2 separate regions of the Homo sapiens genome follow, and region 2 is linked to region 1. Evidence: read pairs that join two places in POLR2A ChIA-PET (ENCODE). Cell type or tissue: Caco-2. All regions are shown on one strand.

Region 1 (8,000 bases):
GTTTCTCCCACCCTCCAAGTTCCTCCCCACTTCCCACCGTGAGAGCCCTCCATAGACGCGTCTCTTGCGGGAAGCTGGACTCTCTAATGTAACTAAGTGGTAACAGCAACAGCAACTACTGATTATGTGTTTCTTGCTCTACAAGCTTTATTTACTTAATCCTCCCAGCAACTGCATGAGGGAAGAGCTGTGATCATGCCCATTTTAAAGATGAGAAACAAAAGCAAGTCACCGGCCCTGCCTAAAGCTGGGCTTTGAACCTGCACGTGTCTGAATCCTAGCAATTGTTCTCACTCTCTGACTCCCCTATCTCCAGTGCTTTTAAGGGGCGCTTTTAGGCAACAGTAAGATTCAATGTCTTTGAGCTCTTAAAGCCAACCTGGAGGAAGGATGCGCTCGCCCAGGCTTGCAGCTAGGAGGGCAGAAGTAGATTCACCCTGGATACATTCAGTGCCTGCTGGGTGTCAGGTGCCTTCATAGATAATATGATACATATATCATTTAACCCTCCAGAGCTAGCTTTTACTATCCCCATTGCACAAAACTATGAAAGTTCACAGGTGAATCTGCTCATAATTGGTGAATGGCAGAGCCAAAAATGATTACTAAATTGTCATAACAACTCCATGCAGTGGGTATTATTTCTATCCCCATTCTACAGATGAAGAAGCTGAGGCTCAGAGAGCTCCACGTAGCCAGAGAAGTTGGGATTATAATGGACTTGAGAGCCTAAGCTGCTAACCCTTACACTGCCACTAAATCACTTGGCATTATTTAAACCCTGAGAGTGCTGGAAGGAAGCCTAGAGGCCCTTGGCTGTGTGATCTTGGGAGAAGCCATTTCATTTTTCTAAGCCTCAGTTTCCTCACCTATACAACAGGGCTCATCAGAGCAACCTCCCGAGATGAGGTGAGTGATGGGGGATGGCACACAGTAGGTGCTTGCAAACTGCCACGTACCTGGCCCCAGCTCTGCACACAGCAGGCTCTCTGCAAATATCTGTTTGAATCTGTGTCCTCGTTTGGATCTCAGAAGGCAGCTTCCAGGCCCACAGCCCTCAGGAAGCAGCCTCCCTCTAATTGCGGGCTGCGGTCTGTCCCAGCAGGCACTCCTGGTGAGTTGCAGTGACCCCGGGGGGGCCAGACAAACCCTGGGTAAACAGGGCTGATAGGAGGTGACAGCCTGCTCTTCCCAGGCCAGCCCTGGTCCTGTCCCCATTCCGTAATCTGGACTGTGCCCCCTCAGCCTACAGACATGTTGCTTGCTCTGTCGGGGGAGCCCTGGAAACGAGGTCAGGGCTCCCTGGCCTCAAGGGGAAAGAGGCCGGGAGGGGACTCCAGGTCCTTCCTTTTCCTCCTTTTCCCTCCTGGAGACCTTGGACAAGCCCTTTCCCCTTTCTTGGCCTCAGTTTCCCCAACTGTAAAAAAAATAGGGGGTGCGCAGACTGGTTGACCTCCTAAAGGCCTTTTTGGCTATGATGTTTGAAGACAAAAAAAGACAGAAGGGCTCTGAAGGCTTCCATGCATCCTCTCAGTTGTACCTTGCTTCACCCTGTTTCAAGGCCTCAGTTTCCATCTAATTTACTCTTCAAACACATGAGGCCTAGAAGAAACCTTAAGATCATCTACTTCAACAAGATCAATTAAATGATGAGGAAGTGAGGCCCAGGGCAAAGGACTTGCTGAATGTCACACAGCCTGGCTGAGAACTTAGCATATCTGACTACTTTCTTAACATCTGTGGAGGATAGAACCCAATTCCTCCCAGAAGGTTTTTTTTTGGCAGGGGGTGGGGGAGCATTTCCCACAGCCCCCATTAAGGCCACTGGAGGGGAAGCAGTAGCTGCTATTGTCATCTTAACATTCACCAGGATGCCCAAACAGTATCAAATGCAGAAACGGACCTCTTTTGGAGGGGACAAGAGACAGCAGGCATTTCGTGGTCCCACTGGGCCAGGTTGTGGCCCAGACACCCTTAGCAAGACCAACATTGAAATCAAGACTTTCCAGCTCTCCCGCAAAAATCACAGAATTGAACATAACAATAGTTCTTGGGCAGTTTCAGAAACCATAAACAGCATACAAACACTTTGAGCAATTAAAAAATATATAGTTTGTTATTGTTGGAGCCCTCACCTGTATTCCTGTGGAGAGGGGTGGTGATTTTGCCCTGAGTTTCGAATAATTCCTGACATTATGGATGAGGTGTCACTTTCTATCATCTCCTTGGGAAAAGACAAGCAGAAAACAAAGCTCCCATCAGCGACGATATGGACAGGGCAGAAACCCACAGTTTTCCCGCAATTCAGAAAGATGGAGCACAATCAACTCACAGAACACTTTTTTTTTCTTTAAAGAAAAAAGTTCTAGAGGATTCCTGGGCATCTCAGGTCACTTTCCCAGGGCAATTCTACAGCGTTTTAGAAACAAATGAAGAGAATGAAATGAAATTCCCGGTTCTTTCGAATTAATGGGGGAAGAGCAAGGGAAGCTCTAGAATCCAAATGTCAAACCTGGAAAATGTGGACTCACAAAATAGGAATCAGAAAAACGATTTCCTTCCAAGCCTTATATTTTCAACCTCAGTTTGGTTATGATCACTTTCAAAATAAGGGGCAGCTGGATGTGACATGTGTATTTCTCTGGGGGAACAAATTCCCACTTGCAAAGGGAATAATCCCCGCAAGCTCCTGCCCTGAAATGCCTTCAGAAATGCCACAAGCCCTTACTGGAAAACCAATCCAACCACCCACGTCCCCGCAACACACAAACACTGCCTTAAAAAAATAATAAAAATATTTGAGTTCCCTAAGTTTCTCAAACTCCAAGCCTGAACCAACATAAAAGCCCACCAAAGCCTCAGTTCCGCCCCCAAAGCCATCGAAGGATTCCCAGGAAGGAGGAAAAGGGAGCAGAGGGAGGCGGCCCCGCAGCCCCTGCGCCCGGGTCTCTACCCTGGAAATGCAATGCCCGGCATTGCCCGGGAGGAGGGAGCAAAGCCGACCCTGCAAGGCGGTACCTGGAGCCGATCCTCGCGGGGCCGCCGCTGCCGGCGCTCCGGGGGTGGGCAGGGGTTCCGGAGGGGGGCTCCCTCGCGCTCGCCCCTCGCGTTCCGCAATTTGGCCGCCGTCGCAGCTCGAACCGTTTTTAAATTTCCCTCTCTGGAGCTGTCCAGCTCAGAGCATGCGCAGTAGCCGTGCGGGGGGCTTTTCCCCAAGGGTCAGTTACAGGGCAGGGTCAAGGGGATTGCAGCGGGCGTTTCCCAGCAGCCGCGAGCCTTGCACGCCCCGGGGTTCTGGGGGGGGGGTGTGTGTGAGGGGGGCGGGGCGGAGGAGTGCAGGGGTAGGGACCCCTCTTCAAACTTTGCCAACAGTGACAACAACTGCATGCCCGAGAGCATGCGTTGAGGAGCAGTGGGAGGGTGATTTCGGCCAAGGGAATTAAGTTGCAAAAGGAGGCTGGGTGCATTAAAACTTGCAATCCCGCCTGGGGCAAAGGACGTGGGCGGGCGGAGAGATCTGTTGCAACCCCCTCTCTCCCCCAAAGTGGAGGACGGGCCGGGAGGCAGAGACGGGGCCCCAGGTGGACGCGGATTCGGTCCACCTGTCCCTTTAAGAAAGTTGCGCCCGCGCGGGCTGGCGCGCAGCGGGAGGGGGCTGCGGAGCGGGGCGCGGGGCGCCTCCACCTGCTGGGGCCGCGAGGGGGGGCCCGGGCCCAGCGCGGCGGCGAGGCGAGGAGGGCTCCCCGGGACTGCGCGCTGCGCCCCCCTGTCCCGCGAGGAGGGTGAGCCCGCCCGGAGCGAGTGCGGCGGGGCTCGGCGGCCCCGGCAGCCGCGACGACGGCGACGGCGGTGGCGGTGGCGGTGGCGGCGGCGGCGGAGGCGGAGGCTGCGGCGTTCGGGGTACGGCGCCGCGAGCCCAGCGCAGCCGTTGGGGGCAGTGGCCCGCGTGTGCAACCGCGCTCCCTCCCTTCCCCGCCGCCCGGCCCGCGCCGCCGCTGCCCCGCCCCGCCTGGAGCCAGCCGCGGGAAAGGTGGCGCGGACCGCGGACGGCGGCGGGGCCCAGAGCGGGCAGAGGTCTCCACAGGCCCCTTAGGAGGCTTGGATGAGTTTGGTCCCCTGGAAAGTTTGCGTTTCTGGCGCCCTAACTCTCAAGCCTCCGTTGCAGTAATTGCCACGGCAGCAACGATATTAGGCACGGCTACCCCCATTCTTTCGTTACTTATTGACGCCTGCTTCTGGGTTCTTCTTCGCATCAGCCCTTGATGACATAGCATGGTCCTCCTTTTGCATGGGGGGAACCCAAAGCCCCGAGCGGCAGTGAGTGGGTCGGCGGCGCACGGGCAGAGCGCGGGCTCCCGCACCTCCCCAGCTCGCGTACTGCACGTGGACCTCTGCGCCGCCCCCACCGAGTGAGGCTCAGGCACCCGAAGCGTCTGGAGTTGTTTTGAGGCTGTCCTCGCGTTATCTACTTCGCAGCAGGCAGGGGACCAGTGTCCCCGCACCTGTGACTGTTTTTTTTTTTTTAAACCCAGTGTTTAAGTTCAGGAAGAACTCAGGGCTCCCCTGGACTGGGTGTGCCTGGATTTCAAGTTCTATTCAGGTGGGCTGTGACCTTGGCACTGGTCCATGTCCTCACAAATGGTTTTCTGGTAGCACCTGGACGTCCTTCCTCCTTTCTTCTCTGCCAGGAGTAAATAGATCAGCTTTCATTCTCTAGGGAGGAAAAAGATGTAGTTTACAGATGTTAGTTGAGGTCACAGTCATGAAACTTTCTCAGTTTTCATCTCCCGCGACCAGCATGTATTTAAAATGTGTGTTTTGACCGGTTAGGAAAGTGGTTTACATAGTTTATGTTGCTTTGAATGTCCCTGAATGACATATAATTAATTCACCAGTAAAGTTGTAAGCATTCAAAGCATTTGGGTTTATTTCTGTTAATCCTTCTTGGAGTTGTAAGGAAACGTGGGTGACTTGACAACCTCCTTGTGAGGTCACAGTCATTTTCATTAAGGTGTAATTTTATATCTTCAGAATGGTTTGGAAAGAAATTGTCTCTTCTGAAAGCTGATGGATTCAGTAAAGTTTTTAAAATAAAAGGCATCCAGTCTGTGAGTTCTGTAGACTCATGAAATATGGAAAAGAAAAGCAAGAATCCTTCACTAAAAGACAGCCCCTCCCACTAAAAAGGAGTGGGGTGGGAGGTTGAGGGTGTTGGGGAGGCCATTTAATTAAAAAATTGAGATTTTTGAGTTCACTGCTTCAGGCCTGGTTGGTAAAAATATTGCCACTAAAACACCTACTGCTACAAAACCCAGGGAACTTAACAAAAACACTGCTTTCGCTTTGTTAGATCAATCTGTTTTTCCCTTATATAAATACATGGCATTTTTCAATTGTAGTAGGTCACCTGGGGTGAAATCAGAACCATAAAATGCAAGGCTTAGGAATCTTTATTTTTTAATAAGTGCCTCAGGTGATTTTATGGTCAAGCAAATGAGGACACCTGTACTAGGTGATGCTTTCACTGAGCTAAAGGCGGCCAATACCCACCTTTTTTGTTTTGTTTTGTTTAAATGAAAGAATGTGAAATTCACCTGCGTCCATAGCTTCATTACACATTATCATTTGCTCCGGTGTAGGGAGAGGATCCCAGGCCTTATATTGGTCCTGATTTCTTCAGATTCCCTATTAGCACGATTTCTACGAGGCCCAACACAAACCCAGTTTACCAGACCTCCGATTATACAAGAAATCTTGCAGAAGAAAGAAAAAGCAATAGGTATGTGGCTTTGGCTTTCCTTTCCAGTTCTATGCAGTGGAAAATGCTCTAATCTGCGTCTTGGTTGCTTAGGTTTGATAGTTAAGCAGTGTAGTTATCTGCCTGATCTGTTATCTGCATGGTCTGTTCAAAGCTAAGATGCCCATGGCTATGTAAGAAATATTTGTTCATGATGCTGATAAGCTTATAAATCAACTCAGTCATAACTGGGAACACCAGTTCCTCACATGCAATGTGTAGAAACAGTGTTTGTACTGAAGGATTAAGAGTATTAACTCACTTGGCAAGCTGAAAGCAGGTTTTATTTGATCAAGAAGTTCAGTTTTTTTTTTTGTTTGTTTGTTTGTTTTTGAGATGGAGTCTCGCTCTGTCATCTAGGCTGGAGTGCAGTGGCATGATCTCGGCTGACTGCAAGCACCACCTCCCGGGTTCACGCCATTCTCCTGCCTCAGCCTCCCGAGTAGCTGGGACTACAGGCGCCTGCCACCACGCCCAGCTAATTTTTTGTTTTGTTTTGTTTTGTTTTGTTTTGTTTTAAGTAGAGACGGGGTTTCACTGTGTTAGCCAAGATGGTCTCAATCTCCTGACCTCGTGATCTGCCCGCCTCAGTCTCCCAAAGTGCTGGGATTACAGGCGTGAGTCACCACGGCCCGGCCTAGAAGTTCAGTTTTATTATCAGGTCATGACCGTTTCTTCTCCTTTTTCCCAAGTCCTTGGCTTTTGCTTTGCTTATTGGTCTAGTTTTCCAATGGTGAGGAGGAAAAGGGAGTGAGGTCTGGAATATGTGATTTGTAGTAATGATCAGGTCTCTTTCTTTGACCCTGACCGCTGGCTTGGTCTAGTGAACTGCAGGGCATGTCTATGAAGCAGAAATACCAAGGTTTTTTTTGTTTGTTTTTTGTTTTGTTTTGTTTTTTTTTTTTTTAACTTGAACCATTAAATTAGAACCCTCCAGGGCCATGGCACCCTGGGCTGTGTCTGGCACATAGTACCCTGGAGATTTATAGGCACTTTTTTCCCTTGCTTTGTCAATTCCTAAAAGCTAGGTGATATTTTCTTATAAGAAAGTTCTCAATGGAGGCTGGGTGTGGTGGCTCAGGGCTGTAATCCCTGCACTTTGGGAGGCCGAGGCGGGTGGATGCTTGAGCTCAGGAGTTCGAGACCAGCCTGAGCAACATGGTGAGACTTTGTCTCTACAAAAAAAATAAACAAAAAATTAGCCAGGCATGGTGGTGCATGCTTGTAGTCCCAGCTACTTGGGAGGCTGAGATGGAAGGATTGCTTTGAGCCCCTGGAGGTTGAGGCTGCAGTGAGTTAAGATTGCACTACTGCACTCCAGCCTGGGCAACAGAGTGAGAACCTGTCTCAAAAAAACAAACCAAAAAAAACCCCACAAGTTCTCACAGGAGAGTTTATCCAGTGCCCCCTCTCCAAGGTGCATGCCAGTAATTTCGAATTCTGGTTTCCTAAGATGTACAGTTCCGTGGCACTGTGGAGCCGCCATTTAATGTCCAACAACAACTTCAGAAGATGGGAGCACAGATTATTTTTTTCCCCTTTAGGAGACCATGAAAATACACTGGTCATTGATCTCCGCTGCTGTTAGCATGACTGATATGTGTATGATCATTCTTTGGGAGTGCGATTGCAGAAGAAATGCTTATTGTTGTCATATGTCTTATTTAATAAGAGGATGCTAAACCCTTGGATGTTTCCGGGAAGGGAATGCTCTAATGTCTTTGCACATTTGTGATATCATCCTACAACCTCAGCCCAGATCCAGGTTCATCACTGTTCTGTTCTACTTCCCAGAAAAGTGGACATAGCAGCTAACAAAATCAAGCCTGTTATGGACTATGATCCACAAATGTGCACTGGGCAAGTTGCAAGAGCATTTTTTTTTTAATTCTTTTCCATCCTTTTATAATAACCTCATTTAATTTTGTGATGGTTTTAGTCAATATGTCCAGGCATTCCTTTATGAAAAGTGTTTTCTTTGGAGTTTTTTGTTTCTCGTTTTTTTAGACGGAGTTTCGCTCTTTTTCCCCAGTCTGGAGTGCAGTGGTGGGATCTTGGCTCAATGCAACCTCTGCCTCCCCGGTTCAAGTGATTCTTCTGCCTCAGGCTCCTGAGTAGCTGGGATTACAGGCGCGCACCACCATGCCTGGCTAATTTTTGTATTTTTAGTAGACACGGGGTTTTACCATATTGCCTAGACTGG
Region 2 (8,000 bases), 560 kb before region 1:
TCTGCTCGCTGCAACCTCTGCCTCCCGGGTTGAAGCAATTCTCCTGCCTCAGCCTCCACACGCCACCACAGGCACATGCCACCACAACCGGCTAATTTTTTTTGCCATGTTGGCCAGGCTGGTCTCAAACTCCTGACCTCAGGTGATCCACCCACCTCAGCCTCCCAAAGTGCCGGGATTACAGGCATGAGCCACTGCACCCAGCCATAAGTTCTGTCTTTAATTAGTGTGTTTAGACCCTTTACATTTAAGGTAATTATTGATATATTAGAGCTTAAGTCTGCTGTTTTATTTTGTGCTTGTGCTTGTTCTCTCTATTTTTCATTTCTGTTTCCTTCTTACTGCCTTCCTGTGGGATTTTTAGAGTTTCTTTTGATTTATCTATAGTGTTTTTGAGTGTATCTCTTTGCATAGCACTTTTAGTAGTTGTTCTAGGTACCACATTATAGATGGATGGATAGATAGAGATATACAGGTAGATATCCACAAAAAATAGAAGATATAAGAAAGAACCAAATGGAAATTTAGAACTGAAAAATATAACTAAAAGAATCCAATGGGTGGACTCAACAACAGAATAGAGGGGGCAGAGGAAAAAAATCAATGAACTTGAAGACAGAGCTATAGGAATTACCCAATCTGAAAACAATAGAGAGAAAATAGACTTCGGTCTCCAAAAAAAAGATAAAATAGACTTCATGTAGTTCTATGAAGTCCTTTCTCAGCCCTTGTTTAGCTGTACGACACAAATTTTGATATGTTGTATTATCACTTTCATTCAGTTTAATGTTTTTTTAAATTTCCTTTGAAACTTTCTCTTTGAGACATGGGTTACTTATAAGAGTGTTGTTTAGTTTCCAAGCGTTTGGAGATTATTCTGTTATCTTTCAAAAAACTACACAGAACCTCAGGGACCTTGGGACTATAACAAAAGACTTAGCTTTCGTGACATCAGAATTTCAGAAGGACAGGAGAAAGAGGGTGGGGCTGAAAAAGTACTTGAAGAAATAGTGGCCAAACACTTCCCAAATTTGGAATAAAGATTCCAAAAATCTACAGAAGCTAAACAAAACTCAAACAGGATAAACCCACAGAAGCTCACGCCAACACACATCATAGTCAAACTTCTGAAAACTAAAGACAAAGAAAAAATCTTGAAAGCAGTGAGAGAGCAACAATACCCTACCTATCATAGAAAATCAATTTGAACAACAATAGTTTTCTTATCAGAAACCAAGGATCTCAGAAGAAAGTGGCACCGCTTCTTTTTTTTTTTTTTTAAGACAGGGTCTTGCTCTGTCTCCCAAGCTGGAATGCAGTGACATGATCATAGCTCACTGCAACCTTGACTTCCTGAGTTCAAGCAATCCTTCTGCCTTAGCCTCCCAAGTAGCTGGGACTACAAGCATGCACAATCATGCCCAGCTAATTTTTAATTTTTTTGTAGAGACGGGGTCTTGCTGTGTTACCTAGGCTGGTCTCAAACTCCTGGCCTCCAGCAATCTTCCAACCTCCACCTTCCAAAGTGCTGGGATAATAGGCATGAGCCACTATGCCCAGCCAGGACAGCATTTTTTAAGTGCTGAAAGAAAGAACTATCAACCCAGAAAACAATATCTAGTGAAAATGTTCTTCACTACTGAAGAGGAAATCAAGACATTCTCAGATGAAGGAAAAGTAAGAGAATTTGTCACCAGTAGACCTTCCCTAAAAGAATGGAAAGAGAGGCCGGTGGCAGTGGCTCACGCCTGTAATCCTAGCATTTTGGGAGGCCAAGGCGGGTGGATCACAAAGTCAGGAGTTGGAGACCAGCTTGGCCAATATGGTGAAACCCCATCTCTACTAAAAACATAAAAATTAGCCGGGTGTGGTGGTGTGTGCCTGTAATCTCAGCTACTTGGGAGGCTGAGGCAGGAGAATCACTTGAACCTGAGAGGCAGAGGTTGCGGTGAGCCAAGATTGCACCACTGCACTCCAGCCTGCATGACAGAGCAAGACTGCCAAAAAAAAAAAAAAAAAAAAAAAAAAAGGAAAGAGGAAGTTCTCTAAACAGAAAGGAAATGATAGAAGAAGGAACCTTGGAACATTAGGAGGGAAGAAAGAACGTGGTCATCTGAAGTGTAAGTAAATACAGACTTTTCTTCTCTTCCTGAGTTTTCTAAATTATGACCAATGGTTAGAGTAAAAATTATAACACTAATCTGGTTCTAAATGTATGTAGAGGAAATATTTAAGACAATTATAATACAAACAGAAGAGTATAAGAAAACATAAGGGAGATAAGACTCTATACTTGAACTGGTAAAATGACAACACCAGTAGACTATGAAGATAGATAGATGATTGACAGATAAATAGATAGAGAGAGAGAGAGAGAATAAACATCAGATCTGATTCTGATGACTTTCTATTTTCTTACATTTGTTTCAGTCACGTTTGCAATTGGTTGCTAAGCATTTCTATGATGACTGCTTTAAAAACATTGTCAGCTAATTCTAACATCTCTATCATCTTTGCATTGGCACATATTGATTGTCTTGTTTCATTCGGTTTCAGATCTTCCTGGTTCTTTGTGTGAGTTATTTTCAATCAAAACCTGGACATTTTAGGTATTATGTTATGAAACTCTGGATCTCATTTAAACTTTTTTTTTTTTTTTTTGAGATGCAGTCTTGCTCTGTCACTCAGGCTGGAGTGCAGTGGCATGATCATAGCTCACTGTAATCTTGAACTCCTGGGCCCAAGGGATCCTCCTACAAGCCTCCTGAGTAGCTAGGACTACAGGTACCACCATACCTGGCTTTTAAAAAACTTTTTTTTTTTTTTGAGATGGAGTCTTGCTCTGTCACCCAAGCTGGAGTGCAGTGGTGTGATCTCAGCTCACTGCAACCTCCACCTCCCGGGTTCCAGTGATTCTCCTGCCTCAGCCTCCCGAGTAGCCTGGATTACAGGCACGCATCACCATGCCCAGCTTATTTTTGTATTTTTAGTAGAGATGGGGTTTCCCCATGTTGGCCAGGCTGGTCTCGAACTACTGACCTCAGGTGATCCACCCGCCTCGTCCTCCCAAAGTGCTGGGATTACAGGTGTGAGCCACTGTGCCTGGCCTAAAAAAATTTTTTTTATAGGGACAGTGTCTTGCTATGTTGCCCAGGCCGGTCTCGAACTCCTGGCCTCAAACAATCTTCCCATCTTGGCCTCCCATACATCTTCCATTCATTTTATATGGTGCTACTTGACACCACTACAGCAGAGTGGGGGTGGGAGTTCCTCCTCATTAATGCCAGGAGGGGTGGAAGTTCTCCAGTCAGCCTCTGATGAAAGCTGATGGGCAGGGTGGGAGACTTCTCTTATTTCTGGGTGGAAGTGGGACTTGTGGTTCCCCACCTGCTCTGCTGATACCTTCCTGGCTGGGAGAGGTAGAAGTGCCTCACTGGTGTTCCCCATGTGTCTTCCTTTGACATCATGGGAAAGTGTTCCCAGGCAGTGGCGACAGTCCCAACGCTCCTTGCTGCCTCCCCTGACAGCACCCGATGGGGGAGAAGGAGGAGCACATCGTTACTGTCAGATGGGAGTAGAAATGCACACTCCTCATGTGATGGCCACTTGAACCACAGGGAGAGGCCTCATGACCACCTGATGGGAATGGAAGTCCCTACTCTCTATTCCGCCTTCTCTGATGCCACCTCATGGCATTGTGGGAACATCCATGAGGAAATGCAGGTTGCACACTTGGCTCAGGGCCCACCATATGCTGGGGGCTGAGTCCATGCATGGTAGCCATGATGGTTTGAGCTAATGCCAGAAGCCCTGGTGTGATGACCAGTCCTGCCATTTCCTGGCTTTGTGATCTTGGTCAAGTTATGCCACCTCTTTGGGCCTCTGTTTCCTCATCTCTTCAGTGGAGAGAAATGATGCTCATCTGAGATTATGTCTGCGAGAGCACCTGCTACTGATCCTTAATACAGATAAATACCACAGTTGAGCTGGTACTTATTAAGCATTTACCGCCCACCAGGCCAGTGATACCAACTTCCCAGGCATTAACTCAGTGAAATGGCTTTTTTAATCCCCATTTTACAGAGGAAGAAACTGAGGCTCAGAGAGGTAAAGCCTCTTGCTCATGGCCACACTGCTGGCCCCACTGCACTGAGTCTACTTCTTGATAGAGTGTGCCACCTTCTCCGTGTCTAAGAATAAGAGGAACCATTAAAAGTTTAAGATCTGATTCACCAGAGAAAACCTCTGGCTCAGGGATCTGCACAGCTCCTACTCTGATTAAATATAAAAAAATCGGCCAGGCAGCCAGGTGCAGTGTCTCACATCTGTAATCCCAGCACTTTGGGAGGCCTAGGCAGGTAGATCACGAGGTCAAGAGGTCAAGACCATCCTGGCCAACATGGTGAAACCCTGTCTCTACTAAAAATACAAAAAAAAAAAAATTAGTTGGGCATGGTGGCACGTACCTGAAATCCCAACTACTCGGGAGGCTGAGGCAGGAGAATCGCTTGAACCTGGGAGGTGGAGGTTGCAGTGAGCTGAGATTGCGCCACTGCACTCCAGCCTAGAGACAGATCAAAAAAAAAAAAAAAAAAAATCGGCCAGTTGCGGTGGCTCACGCCTGTAATCCTAGCACTTTGGGAGGATCAGTTGAGCCCAGGAGTTTGAGACCAGCCTGGGCAACATAGTGAGACCCCATCTCTATGAAAAAAATACATAAAATAGAAACATGAGATGTTAATACAGAGGTAACTGGGTGTGGGGTTATATGGAAACTCTGTACTATTTTGCAACTTTTCTGTAAATCAAAGTCTATCCTAAAATAAAAGTTTCCTTAAAAATACAGTGCCTGACAGCTACTCAGGAGGCTGAGGCAAGAGAATTGCTTAAACCCAGGAGGCGGAGGTTGCAGTGAGCCAAGATCACGCTATTGCACTCCAGCCTGGGTGACAAGAGCGAAACTTCGTCTCAAAAAAAGAAAAAGAAAAAGAAAAGAAAAAAAAGACAACTACAGCGTCTGGGCTGGGTACAGTGGCTCATGCCTGTAATCCCAGCACTTTGGGAGGCTGAGGTGGGAGGATCACTTGAGCCCTTTGCAATATATCTTTGCAGCTCTTTTCATCAAGAGACAAAATCTGTTTCCCAGTGCTTGAATCTGGACTGGTCTTCTAAATTGCTTTGGCCAATAGGATGCAACAGAAATAACTATCCTGGCATTTCTAGGCTTAGGCCTCAAGAGATCTTGAACATTTTCACTTGCTCTCCTGGAACCCTGATGCTGCCACGTGAACAAGCCCAGGCAACCTTACTGGAAGAAGAGAAGCATCAACTCCAACACATGAGTGAGGTTATCCTAGACCAGCCAAACCCCATCAACCACAAACATGAGTAAGCCCTGCAGAGACCCACCGAGCCCAATCCGGATCAACCAAACCTCCCAGCCTGCTTTAAACTTGTGAGTAAATAATAAATACATATTATTTCAAGTCACTGAATTTGGGGGAGGTTTGTTACACAGTGAGAGCTACCTGATACAAACCCAAAAGACATCAGAAAAGGTGTTCTACTTCGACCCAATAATTTCACTCCAGAAATGTATCCTAAAGTAATTCTCATGATCACATACACAGATAGAGTCAATTCTCATTATTCATGGTACTTATTCTACAAAGTCACCAAGAACACTGAATTAGCAAATACTAAACCATTGCTCCTAGGGGAAATACATGGTTAGGTGCCTGCAAGCTTTTGGTCACGACATTTTAGTCAACCAATCAATATACAAGCTTTTTTTATGTGTGTTTCTGTTTAAAGACACCCCCCTTATTATTATTATTATTTTTGACAGGGTCTCACTCTGTTGTCCAGGCTGGAGTGCAGTGGAGCAATCACGGATCACTGCAGCCTCAACCTCTCCCAGTTCAGGTGATCCTCCCACCTCAACCTCCTGAGTAGCTTGGACTATAGGCATGTACCACCATGCCCAGCTAGTTCTTCTGTTTTGGGTAGAGACGGGGTTTTGCCACATTGCCCAGGCTGGTCTTAAACTCCTGGGCTCAAGTGATCCTCTCACCTCGACCTCCCAAAGTCCTAGGATTACAGGCATGAGCCATCACACCTGGCCAAAGCCACCATATAAAGTATTGTTGATTAATATATATTGTTGGGCCAGGAGCGATGGCTCATGCCTGTAATCCCAGCACTTTGGGAGGCTGAGACAGGCGCATCACCTGAGGTTGGGAGTTCGAGATCAGCCTGATCAACATGGAGAAACCCCATCTCTACTAAAAATACAAAATTAGCCGGGTATGGTGATGCATGCCTGTAATCCCAGCTAATTGGGAGGCTGAGACAGGAGAATTGCTTGAACCTGGGAGGCGGAGGTTGCGGTGAGCTGAGATCACACGATTGCCCTCCAGCCTGGACAACAAGAGCGAAACTCCATCTCAAAAAAAAAAAAAATCTCTATATATATATATGTTCAATTCATTCACATCAAACTCACAGCCAATACCATAATACCTCATGTTTGAATGAAGTGTATCTAACACATGTATTTTCCCCATAAGGCACATCACAACCTTCTTGTGCTTAGGGATACTAGATAGACAGTACTTTAGCACTACACTTGGGGATCATTTTAAACACAAAAGTCATACCAAAAAAGCACACAAACATTAAATATGTGGCAGTAAACATACAGTGAAAATGTACACTATGGTCTGAAAGTTTGTGTCCCACCCAAATTCATACACTGAAATCCTTAGCCAGGCATGGTGGCTCATGCCTGCAATCCCAGCACTTTGGGAGATCAGGGCAGAAGGATGGCCTGAACCCAGGAGTTCCAGACCAGCCCTGGCAACATAGTGAGACCTCGTCTCTACAAAAAATACAAATATTAGCTAGGCATGATGGTGCGCAGCTGTAGCCCCAGCTACTTGGGAGGCTGAGGTGGGAGGATTGCTTGAGCCTGGGAGGTTGAGGCTGCAGTGAGTCGTGATCGTGCCACCATACTCCAGCCTGGGTGACAGATCAAGACCTTGTCTCAAAAAAAAAAACAAAAAAACAAAAAAAAACACCACAAACTTTGGGCTTATGCAAATATGGAGGTTGAGAAGTGCCACAATCTGCCATCTGCAAACTGGAGACTCAGAGAGGCCAGTGGTGTAGTTTAGAGGCCTGAGAACCAGAGGCCCGATGGTGGACATTCCAGTCCAGGTCTGAAGGCCTGAGATGCTGGAGCTCCGAGGGCAGGAGAAGACTGACGTCCCAGCTCAAACAGGCAGAGGGAGAGCGCATCCAACCTTTCTCAGCCTTTTTATTCTCAGGCCCTCAATGGATTGGATGATCCATATTGGAGAAGGCCACCTGCTTTACTCAGTCCACCGATTCAAATGTTAATCTCTTCTGAACACACTTTCCCAAGCATACCAGAAATAGTGTTTAATTAGATATGTGGGCATCCTGTGGCCCAGTTACATTGACACATAAAATTAACCACCACTGGCCTGGTACAGTGGCTCACGCCTGTAATCCCAGCACTTTGGGAAGCCAAGGTGGGTGGATCACCTGAGGTCAGGAGTTCAAGACCAGCCTGGCCACATGATGAAACCCCATCTCTACTAAAAATACAAAAATTAGCCGGGTGTGGTAGCACCCGCTTATAGTCCCAGTTACTCAGGAGGCTGAGGCAGGAGAATCATTTGAACCCAGGAGATGGAGGTTGCAGTGACCTGAGATTGCACCACTGCACTCTAGTCTGGGTGACAGAGGGAGACTCCGTCTCAAAAAAAAAAAAAATTAACCATCATAATGGGTAAGTTTATTTTTCATATCTTCCATTCTGTATTTTCTAATTTTTCTGCAAAGTACATTCAGTCATTGGAAATCAGAAAAGTTATTGTCTTTTTTGTTTTTAAATTTTTTTGTTGGTTTGAGACAGAGACTCACTCTGTCACCCAGGCTGGAGTGCAGTGGCATGATCTCGGCTCACTGCAACC

The links. Peaks named below come from ENCODE experiments on the same cell type or tissue, not always from the same donor. Only the 100,000 strongest peaks of a DNase experiment are listed, where the experiment ranks them.
Region 2: POLR2A ChIA-PET joins it to region 1 with 5 read pairs; 2 of 35 experiments call an interaction of 5 or more read pairs at or near these places.

What each region holds. Positions count from the first base shown.
Region 1 is chr12:109,306,101-109,314,100 of GRCh38, forward strand. It overlaps FOXN4 (forkhead box N4), which reads right to left and starts at 3,184. Exons shown (of 10, transcript NM_213596.3): 1 at 3,019-3,184; 2 at 2,136-2,224. The coding sequence starts at 2,221. It also overlaps a transcript of MYO1H not described here. RefSeq lists a silencer at 6,400-6,600. In Caco-2, no CTCF peak of the experiment used is centred here; a DNase peak (open chromatin) is centred at 1,133; H3K4me3 peaks cover 1,809 bases.
Region 2 is chr12:108,742,221-108,750,220 of GRCh38, forward strand. LOC105369969 (a long non-coding RNA gene) reads left to right here. Exons shown (of 3, transcript XR_945328.4): 2 at 5,224-5,455. Among named protein-coding and RNA genes, the nearest start is that of CORO1C, 15 kb to the left of the region's middle. In Caco-2, no CTCF peak of the experiment used is centred here; no DNase peak of the experiment used is centred here.